2 separate regions of the Homo sapiens genome follow, and region 1 is linked to region 2. Evidence: chromatin loops called from intact Hi-C (ENCODE). Cell type or tissue: dorsolateral prefrontal cortex. All regions are shown on one strand. Each heading gives the region's core, and the rest is flanking DNA. Links, peaks and the distances in the headings are about the cores only.

The links. Peaks named below come from ENCODE experiments on the same cell type or tissue, not always from the same donor. Only the 100,000 strongest peaks of a DNase experiment are listed, where the experiment ranks them.
Region 1: it touches region 2 in a loop (3-fold over the local background); 2 of 110 quality-filtered maps call a loop at or near these places.

Annotation. Positions count from the first base shown.
Region 1 is chr15:93,860,390-93,865,776 of GRCh38, forward strand. LINC02207 (long intergenic non-protein coding RNA 2207) reads left to right here. Exons shown (of 4, transcript NR_120321.1): 2 at 4,985-5,259. Among named protein-coding and RNA genes, the nearest start is that of LINC02207, 6.5 kb to the left of the region's middle. In dorsolateral prefrontal cortex, for the core only: no CTCF peak of the experiment used is centred there; a DNase peak (open chromatin) is centred at 2,582; H3K27ac peaks cover 834 bases.
Region 2 is chr15:93,802,515-93,807,901 of GRCh38, forward strand. No RefSeq gene overlaps it. Among named protein-coding and RNA genes, the nearest start is that of LINC02207, 51 kb to the right of the region's middle. In dorsolateral prefrontal cortex, for the core only: no CTCF peak of the experiment used is centred there; no DNase peak of the experiment used is centred there.

The sequences.
Region 1 (5,387 bases), core at 141-5,140, 58 kb after region 2:
GTGGAAGGGCTGTGCTGAACATTGTATAATATTTATCAGCAGTCCTGGCCTCCATCCACTACATACAAGTACCCTCCTCCCTGATATGACAACTAAAAATGCCACCAGACATTTGCCAAATGTCCCTGAGGAGTGAGGAAGACGGGGGACAAAATCACCCTTGGTTGAGACATTTATCTATGTGTGTAGGTTGCTATTATTTGCAATCCTAACCCTGGAAACAAGAAAAATCTCCCAACATCTGACCTGGAGGCTTACAGAAAAAAAAGTGCTTGTCAGTAACCATTACACTTCGATTTGGGATTCCTGGGTGCATAGCAAAATAGAAAGTCGTCAGTTTTGTTTTGCTTTACTGATGTGTGCTTTAGGGGAAAAGCAAAGTGATCTGGTTGTGCTTGAATGAGATAGTGGTATTTTCATAACACAATTAGAATGGGGAAAAATTGCATGCAATTAGGTTGAAAGATGCCTTCTTTAAGATGCACTTGGCATAACAGAGCCAGCAGGTTGCAAATTATGGAATGTAGATTTTCATTATCGGGTCTGCATAATGTATAGCTTGCATTTAACAACCAGGTCTGAGGGTGGGTAGGAAGCATGTCAATTGTTTGGTGCGGTAACTAAGGCTTAACACTTTCTACCTCTGGTTTTTTTTATTGCTGTTGCCTTAATTTAAGCACATTTGCCGCTATATTTGCATTTTCTTCAGTTGCTCTTTTTTCTAGTGTATTACCATCATGGTCGCTGCCATTGACTATCAGCATCCTGTGGAAAATCATTTTAGAATCCTCCCAATGCTGGAGAGAGCAGAGATGTGAAGCCTGGCCATCCCCAACCCGGGCATGCCCAATGAGATGACTGGGAAGACCATGGCCTCAGTTTTTTCACTGGACAAAATGGGAGGAGGGGCAGTCGATGCTCATTTTCCAGTTCCTGCCTGACCCTCTCTGACCCTTTACTTTTTAAATCATTCATCAAATGACCATTTTAAAGTTTTAAAAAATTTTCAGTTCATCATTACTATCATTTTTCATCATATTTCACTGGGGCCTTATTCTTGCCAGGAAACTCTCTGCCCTAGTTCAAAACCTAGCTTACCACTTATGACAGTAGTCCCCCCTTATCTGTGGTTTCACTTTCTGTGGTTTCAGTTATCTAGTCAGCCACAGTCTGAAAATATCAAAAGAAAAATTTCAGAAAGAAATAATTCATATGTTTTCAATTACGCACTGTTGCTGAGTAGCGTGATGAAATCTCTCTCTGTCCCTCTCTATCCTGCCTGAGACGTGATGCATCCATGTGTCCGGCGTGTCTGCGCCGTAGACAGTACCTGCCTGTTAGTCACTTAGCAGCCATCTCGGTTATCAGACCGGCGGCCATTGTATTGCAGCAGTGCTTGTACTCAATTATTTAACTCAACTATTCTATTTTATTATTAATTGTTGTTAATCTCTTCCTGTGGCTAATTTATAAATTACACTTTATTATAAGGTATCCATATACAGGAAAAAACATAATATACATAGGATTCAGTACTATTTGTGGTTTCTGGCAACCACTGCAGGGGGGTTGCCTGGAATGTATCCTCATGGACTACTGTAGCTGGAAAATTGACTGAACTTCTAATCAGGGGTCATAGTCAAAATAGATAAAATTGTTGAGGCTCAACCAGTTCAAGCAGATGACAGCACAGCCCAGGAGCAGGTACTGGGAGTTCCTGCTGTACCAGGCGCTCAGCTTTGAGTCACTGGATCATGTGAAAGCAGGGAGGGGAACAGGCCAAGTGGGGAGCAGTCAAAGGAGGTGACCCAGAGGAGGACTTGGAGTAGCCAGAGTACAGGAGAGTGCTTGGGGGAATCAGGGTAGCAGATTTACCACAGATGCGGAAGCCACAGACTGTTAGTTCCGAGACTGATTAAGTCTCACCTGCCTCATACAAAATGGAAATTCAAATAGTGTTTATTGATAGGGTTATTATGGTGCTTCACGGAGATTTTGCAAGTAAAGCACATAGCATAAGGCCTGATGCAGCATAAGTGCTCAATAAATATTAGCCAATATTATTATCATTACCCGATTGTGTCTTCCATATCTCTTTTTGTGTTTCTTCATTGCTTTATCCTACCCACATGTCTATTCTGTGCATTTCTGGTTCTATTTCCCCATTTCTCTATTGTTCCTGTTTAAAGTTTTCTCATGTCCTTAATGTTGTTTCTGCCCTTTTATGTTTCTCTATTTTATTTCTCCTTTTCTGTTAGTATTTTGTCATGCATATCTCCCAAATTTATGTGGGAATGAATATGTGAATGGAATGGGAATATGAGGCACAAAGCAATTTTCAAAATAATGGATGCCTGCAAGTGAAAACGAAGGGAGGGGGATATTTCACTGGCACCATAACTGGGATTCACAGACTTTCTGCTGAGTTTTGAGGTTATGGAAAACCCATGTGCCTGTATGACAGAGTTCTGTCCATGGGAAAAAGGAGACTTAGAGGAGGGTGTCTGGGGTGTTGTGTCAGGGCCAGAGACTGAGCTACGGGCAAATAATACAGTACGTTCCCAGACTTGCGTCAGAGCCCAAGAGGAAGGAAGAGCGCGGTGAAAGCTGAGGAAGTCATTTATGTAACGGACTCTGTGAGATCAGAGACAAGGAGTAAAATGCCTGAGCTCAAGTGACAACAAGCAACCCCAGACTAGAGACAGGATCCTTCTCCCCACTTCGAGCAGATCCCAGCATGAATCCTGCAGTATGGTGATGGCAAAAGTCAGTGCAGGACCACTGGGACTCCTGGAGCTTCTCACATCTCTGAGAGCACCAGCAGCAGGTATTTTGCTCAAAGCAGAGGTGTTCTCAGGGGGGGATGGTTTGACCAAATGTATCTACGGTGCCTTGTGGGAGTGGGCATAGCATGTGAAGACCAGAATAAAGACCTCGTAAGAGAAGTGGTTGTCAGCTGTCAATGATGCTCCAAATAACTGAAATTCATGGCGAGTTAGAGTCATGTGGGGTGATGCAAAGATTCTGAGGGTACCCGTGGAAGCTGCAGTCTAGCAGAGTGGGTTTTAAGCACTGAAGTTACCTCATTTGTGTCTACAGGCTGGGCTATGGGTTGGCTGTTTGACCCCCTCAAACCTCATGTTGAAGTTTGATTCCAGTGTTGGAAGGGGGTCTAATTCGAGGTGTCTGGGTAGTAGGAGCAGATCCCCATTAATAGATGAATGCCCTTTCTGAGGGGAGGGAGTGACTGAGTTCTCACCATGTTAGTTCCCATGAGAGACAGCTGTGAAAAAGAGCCTGGCACTATTTCTCCCTCTCTTGCTTCCTCTCCCACCATGTGATCTCTGCACAGCCAGCTCTCCTCTGCCGTTTGCCATGAGTGGAAGCAGCCTGAGGCCTCACCTGATGCAGATGCCACTGCCATGCTTCTAGTAGAGCCCACAGAACCATGAGCCAAACAAACCTTTCTTCTTATTGTTTTTCTTCCCAACTTTTGTTTTAGTTGGGAAATAAAGGCCCAGTGGAGTGTTTTCTCCACTGTGTTGTGACAGTGGGCCATGAACTTGCCTCATCTTCCTAATAGTTATCTACTACTTAATGTCCGAAGAAACATATGTATTGGCTTGACTAATGTTACATTTATGTTGTTAAGAAACATGTACTCAGGGGCTACATGTGCAGGTTTGCTACATGGGTAAATTTCATACCATAGGAGTTTGGTGTACAGATTATTTTGTCATCCAGGAAATAAGCATAGCATCTATAGGTATGTTTTTGATCCGCACCCTCCTCCTATCCTCCACCCTCAAGCAGGCTTTGGTGTCTATTGTTCCTTTCTTTGTGTACATGTGTACTCCATGTTTAGCTTTCACTTACAAGTGAGAACATGAGGTATTTGGTTTTTTGTTCCTGCATGAATTATCTTAGGATAATGGCATTCAGCTCCATCCATGTTGCTGCAAAAGACACGATCTCATTGTTTTTTAATAGTGGCATAGTATTCCATGGTGTATATATACCATGTTTTCTTTATTCAGTCCACTGTTGATGGGCATGTAGGTTGACTCCATGTTTTTGCTATTGTGAATAGTGCTGAGATAAACATACATGTCCATGTGTCTTTATGGTAGAACAATTAATATTACTTTGGGTATACACCGAGTAACAGAATTGCTGGGTCAAAAGGCTGTTCTACGTTAAGTTCTTTGAGAAATCTCCAAACTGCTTTCCACAATGGCTGAACTAATTTACATTCCCACTAACAGTGTATAAGTATTTCCTTTTCTCTCCAATAAACCTCTTGTCTTTATAAATTACCCAGCCTCAGATATTCCTTCATGGCATTTCAAAACAGACTAAGACATGGTGGTTGTCTGAAGTTATAGAGGCAGATACAAAAAGGAAAATTATGCTAATTACTACTTCTAACCTCATCCCTCACTCCACCTTTCAGAAATTAGGATTAAGTATGTCTGGGGCAAGGCCCAGGAATCTGAACTTTTAACGAGTACACCATCCTCCCCTTCTGTTCCTATCCTAGATCCTTAGAATATACACAAAGTTTTCATGGACCACACATTATGAAACACTGGATTAGCGCAAAGTGAAATGCTTCCAGAGTAGGAGCCACTATTCTGAGGAATCTTGGAAGAAAAAGTATCAAAATATGTTACTATGTTTTGGGGGGATAGAGACAGAACTTAAAATTGATTGAACTCCAAATATGGCCAATTTTTTGGATGATTTAATCTTTCCCTAAAGCTCTTTGTTTACCCATAAAATGTGAACTTTCCTTGACTTTGACTGGGTATGGAGTAGATTGATGGTATTGACTGATATTTTTGAGTGTGTAGTTTGTGGTTTTATGAGGCATTTTTATATTGTCTTTACACTTTTGGAAAGTATATGCAATTGCTAAAACTTCAACGTTATCTTTTTCTTTTGATGAAATAGAAAACATCGCCCATTTCATCTGTTTCTTCAGTCCCCAGATAGCAGATGACTGGTAGGAAGATGAGGCAAGTTTGCGGTCCATTGTCATGGATAGTGGAGACAACACTGGGCCAGAAGTGGTAAGACCTGAATCCAAGACTCAGCTCTGCCACTTGCTAAATGGGACTTTGAATAAACCATTTCTCTGCACTTAAGTTCCTTACCAACAAAACGAGGGAAGTGGCCTACATGCCTAGATATCAACATTTCATGTCACGTAGAGATCTAGCATCACAAGAATCCAAGTCATCCTCTGTTGCCTTTAAGGTAAGCGCTGTTGAAAAATAATCAGCTATCAGAGTGCTCAATTCCAGTCTTCAATTACGTAAAGAAAACCAATACCGTATACCTCTTGGCCTGCCCATTTCAGGACAGGGTGGAGGAGGCAGAAGGAA
Region 2 (5,387 bases), core at 203-5,202:
AAATATCATTGAAATTGCCAAGACATTAGAAGAATAACCACACACCCATTTTAAGGAGACAGGTTGCAGTGGTGAAAATTTATTTTCTGAGTATAGCTTTTAGTTGTTGTTGCTTTACTTGTCAACTTGGAAATCCAGGATCCTGGGGTTAATTTCCAGGAGGGAAAACCAGAGAGAAGGGTAGTACAGAATAAAATGGAGTCCACAGGGTTTGAATTCAGACATACTGCCGGTGAATTTAGCTGGGCTACTGGATTCCTAGTTTGTGACATGGGGTGAGTCCAAGCTTCAATGTTTTTATAGCTAAAAATAAAGATACAAACGGCAGCCTTCAGTGCTGACTAAACAGGATAACATGGCAAAAGAGCACATTTATGAAGCATTTATTGTTGCCAGGTATGATTTTAAGCACTTGACGTGTATTGTTTTTGACCCTTATAACAACCCTTGCAACTCTGTTACAGGTGAGGAGAAAGAAAGGTAACTTCCTGAAGTCACAAAGCTAGGGAACACAGGGTGGCTACATAAACCCACACAGCCTGCTGCAATGTCCTCCACACGTCCTTTCTGAGGCACATTCATCAAAGGGATGAATAAGGTCCCGAGCAGCACCGAATATGCATTTGATGTTTGTCTTCCTGAAAGATTACCTGTAAATGACCCATGTAAAATGTTTAGCTGTCCCTGGCCGGCAGAAGGCACACACCCCCAAAAGGAGGCAATGGAAACCAGTTCTCTAGCTCCTTTCTCTCACAATAAAAAGGACCAATAATCTTTAAACATCCAGAAGTTCTTTCTGTCTTGGAAAAGGCCTTCCAACAGGCCAGCAAGAGGAAACCATAAATCCTCCACGTTGAGCAAGAAACGTCTGCTTCATAAAGGTAAATTCAATCTCAACTTTGAAGTATAAAAAGTGAAGTATGAGAAGTCAACGTAAGCCAACGACAAGGGATCCCAGACAGCAGCAGGCGGGGAGCTTGGGCGGCAGGGCCACGGGCAGGCACAAAGACAGCCACAGATCAGCTGCAGCCAGGGAGGCCGCTGGCCGGAGTCAGATCAGATCTGGCTGCCGGCGATATTGCCTCTCCAGGAGACAAAGCCAGGCGGCCACCGGAACCCACGGGTGGCTGCACATCTGGAAAGCGGAGCCCCGGGATGAATTATGCATGGATTACCTTGCACTTGCGCAGGAATGTCTGTTTATTCACAGCAGAGGAGCAGAGACAAGGAAACCTGTTTCACACCTGGCATTTAATTTAGAAGGGATTGCTTCTCCGGCTGAAGGAAAAGCCATCTGAACTGCGCAGTCCTGGCTCTGCACTGGGGTTCCCGCAGCCAGCGCGTTATGTGCCTTATGAAACCTAGAGCCTTATTTTTCAATGCACTCTGTAAGACTGTGTGTGCGTGCACGTGGTGGTGGGGGTGGTGAGTGTACAAATGTGTGTGCACATAGCCACTCCTATGGGTGTAAGCACTGGACATGGCCCACATGGCAGGCACCCAAAGCATATCCGGCCCAATCTCTAAGTGTCCCCCACCCCTTTTCGGCTTAGCTCCATAAAAGTCACGAGGGACAGGGCGGGTGGCTCACGCCTGTAATTCCAACACTTTGGGAGGCCGAGGCGGGCGGATCACGAGGTCAAGATCGAGACCATCCTGGCTAACATGGTGAAACCTCGTCTCTACTAAAAATACAAAAATTAGCTGGGTGTGGTGGCATGTGCCTGTAGTTCCAGCTACTGGGAAGTCTGAGGCAGGAGAATCGCTTGCACCCGGGAGGGGGAGGTTGCAGTGAGCCAAGATTGCACCACTGCACTCCTGCCTGGGGACAGAGTGAGACTCCGTCTCAAAAAAAAAAAAAAAAAAAAAAGTCACGTGGAACCATCGTGCAGTGCTGAGCTACACATGTTACAACACATCCCCGGGTAGCTCCCCCAACCGCACCTTTCATTTTATTTGGGATTTATCCTACTCTTTGGATTTGCTAAATGTGAAAATTCCGCGAAGAAACCAATCCATTCTACCGGCTCCGAAGCAACAGGTTATTATGTAAGGCAGTGAAAGTATCTCACTGAGCACCGCTTTGGGGATTGTTGAATTAAGTTCTTCCTGCTACAGAACCCTTTTGTCCTCCGATCAAGTCCCATCTCTTTGTAAGCAAAATGGAAATGTCCCTTGGCATACGTAGCACTCTGTTTTCAAGTTGTTTATTCTGTTTTTCAAAATTGTTTACACATTGTAATTGTACATATTTATGGGGTTAAATCTGAGGTTTCCATACATATCTATGTTGTATAATGGTCCAATCAGGGTAGTTAGTGTATCCATGACCTCATGCATTTATCATTTCTGTTTGTTCAGGATATTGGGAAGCCTCTCTTCTAGCTATTTTGTAATATAGTAAAGATACTTTTAATTAAACTGTATAGCTGTTTGCTGCACTGATGTTCTCTGAGAGAGGCAGGACACTTTTTATACCATGTGAAAACGGATTTTCCAGAACAAAAAAGTGTGGAAATTAGTTTATTGAAGATTCTACATTGCAAAAGATTTATTAAAGTATTGGTTTCAAATCAGTGCTTTCTCTTATACCTATAGAGAGTATCCAGGACAAAATGAAATAAAAAAAAAATAGAAACTACTCATGGGACAGGCACTGGCTCAATTAACAGTTATGCTTCCTTGTATGACCCTCTTTAGGGTATATATCCCTCAATGGGTAATCGATTTAACAAATACTGAAGTCTGCAATAGTCTTACAGACCTGTTCACACTCTCCTTTGGTACTTCTTTCCTTATACTGTTTATAAAATATATAATAATTGTGTGTGTAAATATATCCATATTTATATTTATTTATGGGATACCATGTGATGTTTTGATACATGCATGTAAAATAATTAAATCAAGCTAATTAACGTATCACCTCACTTATCTTTTTTTGTGGTAAGAACAAAATCTATTATTTTAGCAATTTTAAAATGTACATTATTATTAACCATAGTCACTATGCAAAGCAGTCTATCACTAAAACTTATTCCTCCTGCCTAACAGATGCTTTCAGCTGACAAAACTTACTTCTGTTGCAATGGCTAAGAATGTACTCTTATAAATAAAATACTCTGTAATAGCTACTGTCTTCTAAGGTGTGAGGTATGGCATCATTTTTATCAGTAGGAAACTGCTCTTTTTTAAAAAATCACTCTTCCATGTATAGAGATGGGTGGAGGCACAAGAAAGGAGAGGTTGCATTTCCAAAATATTTGCTTCTGTATTGCTGAATGGTGAGATTCAAAAGAAAAATCCCTTGTTTAGCAAAATTCACAGTTGAGCCCCTGTGGATGCACAGAAAATCCACAGGAGGTATGGAGGCAAAATGCTTTAGTAGATAGCCTAGGGAGATTGAGTTTCTCGAGGAAGCTGAAAGAAGCAGTGTGGTCCTGCAGAAAGAGGTTGGAGAGAGATGGAGAAGTGCCTGGAGGCTACAGAGAAACATACCTGCACTCTCATCATGCAGAGTGGTCAACACACTTGTAAATAACAAAGTCAGATGTCTTGTTCTAGGCCATTTGCTTTTCCTGCTGCATGAATTCCAAATCGTCATTGCAAATCTCTACACCATGACAGTGTTGTTTTGGGGAAAACAAGGAAAAGGGCCAAGTTTCTTGTTGGGTTGTCATGAAGCAGGTGTGGCAATAAATGTGCAAGATCCTGAGGGGGAAGTATAAACCAGGGTAGGTCATTGGACTTTCCAGAGAATGCAGGATAGCCAGTTTGGGACAATGTTATTTTATTCTCATTGGAGAGAGTGATTCTGTTTCAATCATGTGCCGGAGCCACTCTTGAGAGGCAACTGTTAAATATTCAGCAATTTTGCAAGGTGGTTGTCAAGCCACTAGTAGCTGGAAATTGGGTATGATGGGAGGATTTGCATCTAAGCTATCAGCAAACACTTCAAATCAGGGTTTTATTTTAGGTTGCCAGTACACCATTGATCTATGCTCTAGCAATAGCAACTGAGTTGCAGTTCTCAATTAGACCATCCCCATTCTTTGATGCCTCCTGTCTATATACGATGCTCTTTCTGCCTGGAATATTATCTTTGACATTGTGTTCTAGAAACTATCTATGGCTAATAAAAGACGTAAGACTCCCTTGGAGCAGGACTCCCTCTGTGCTCCAAGTGTCTTGGATATATCTGGACCGTGACACTGAGTCTATTGCTTATAGTTTTCTGTTTTCCTACGCATAGCCCTTCTAAATTGTCATCAACTTGAGGTCAGGATATGAATCTCTTTTTAATTTGTGTGTCTCCACTATCAAACTTAGTGCCTGGCATTGTGCCAGCCTCTCAAAGTATATATGTTGAATGAACAAATGAATCAAAGAACAGCTGCTGTGACTATATAGCGGGCATGAGAGAGACACACACGCTGTGCATGACTCACAATCTAGTGGTTCCAGAGGGAGAGGAAAAAGCAGTAACAAAATAAACAAAACTGGCAGGGCACTGTGGCTCATGCCTGTAATCCCAGCACTTTGGGAGGCTGAGGTAGGTGGATCACCAGAGGTCAGGAGTTTGAGACCAGACTGACCAATATGGTGAATCCCCGTCTCTACTAAAAATACAAAAAGAATTAGCAGGGCGTGGTGGCACACACCTGTAGTCCCACCTACTTGGGAGGCTGAGGCAGGAGAATCGCTTAAACCCAGGAGACAGAGGTTGCAGTGAGCCGAGATCGCGCCGTTGCACTCCAGCCAAGAGCGAAACTCTCTCTCAAAAAATAAAAATTAAAAAAAAAAAAACCAATAAACAAACAAAACCAACAACCTTGGGACTAACAAATTTGCAACAAAACCTTACTTAGCGGTAATTATTCCATCTGTTGGTCTAATTTATTCTGAGCACCAAGGAATGAAAATAGTTTACCCAAAAAAGGTCTGAGGAAGCCCACACCTATGTTATTTATTCCAAGAGAAACCCTGGGTCCCTCTTCTTCAAGATCCAGCACTCTCCACACATTGTTGACAGCCTCTGTTTTGCAGCCTTTAAAGCCACAGTAGTTTAAAAAGAAGATTAGCCAGAGGAGACTGTTACACGTGGACACACTGATAACAAAGACAAAGTATGACTGTCAGCTTAACAGGAGGAAAGAGAGAAAAAATATAAAAATACACAAACACAAGAAGCAGACCTGAGAACTCTTTCCTCATCCAAAGCAATTTTTGAAACCGTAAAAGTTTCCTAAAGAAATTGTACTGGAAAGTTGAGTTTCAGAAATACTTTGTAGAAAAGAAAAAATTTGGCTGGGCGTGGTGGTTCACACCTGTAATCCCAGCATTTTGGGAGGCCAAGGTGGGTGGATCACTTGAGGTCAGGAGTTCGA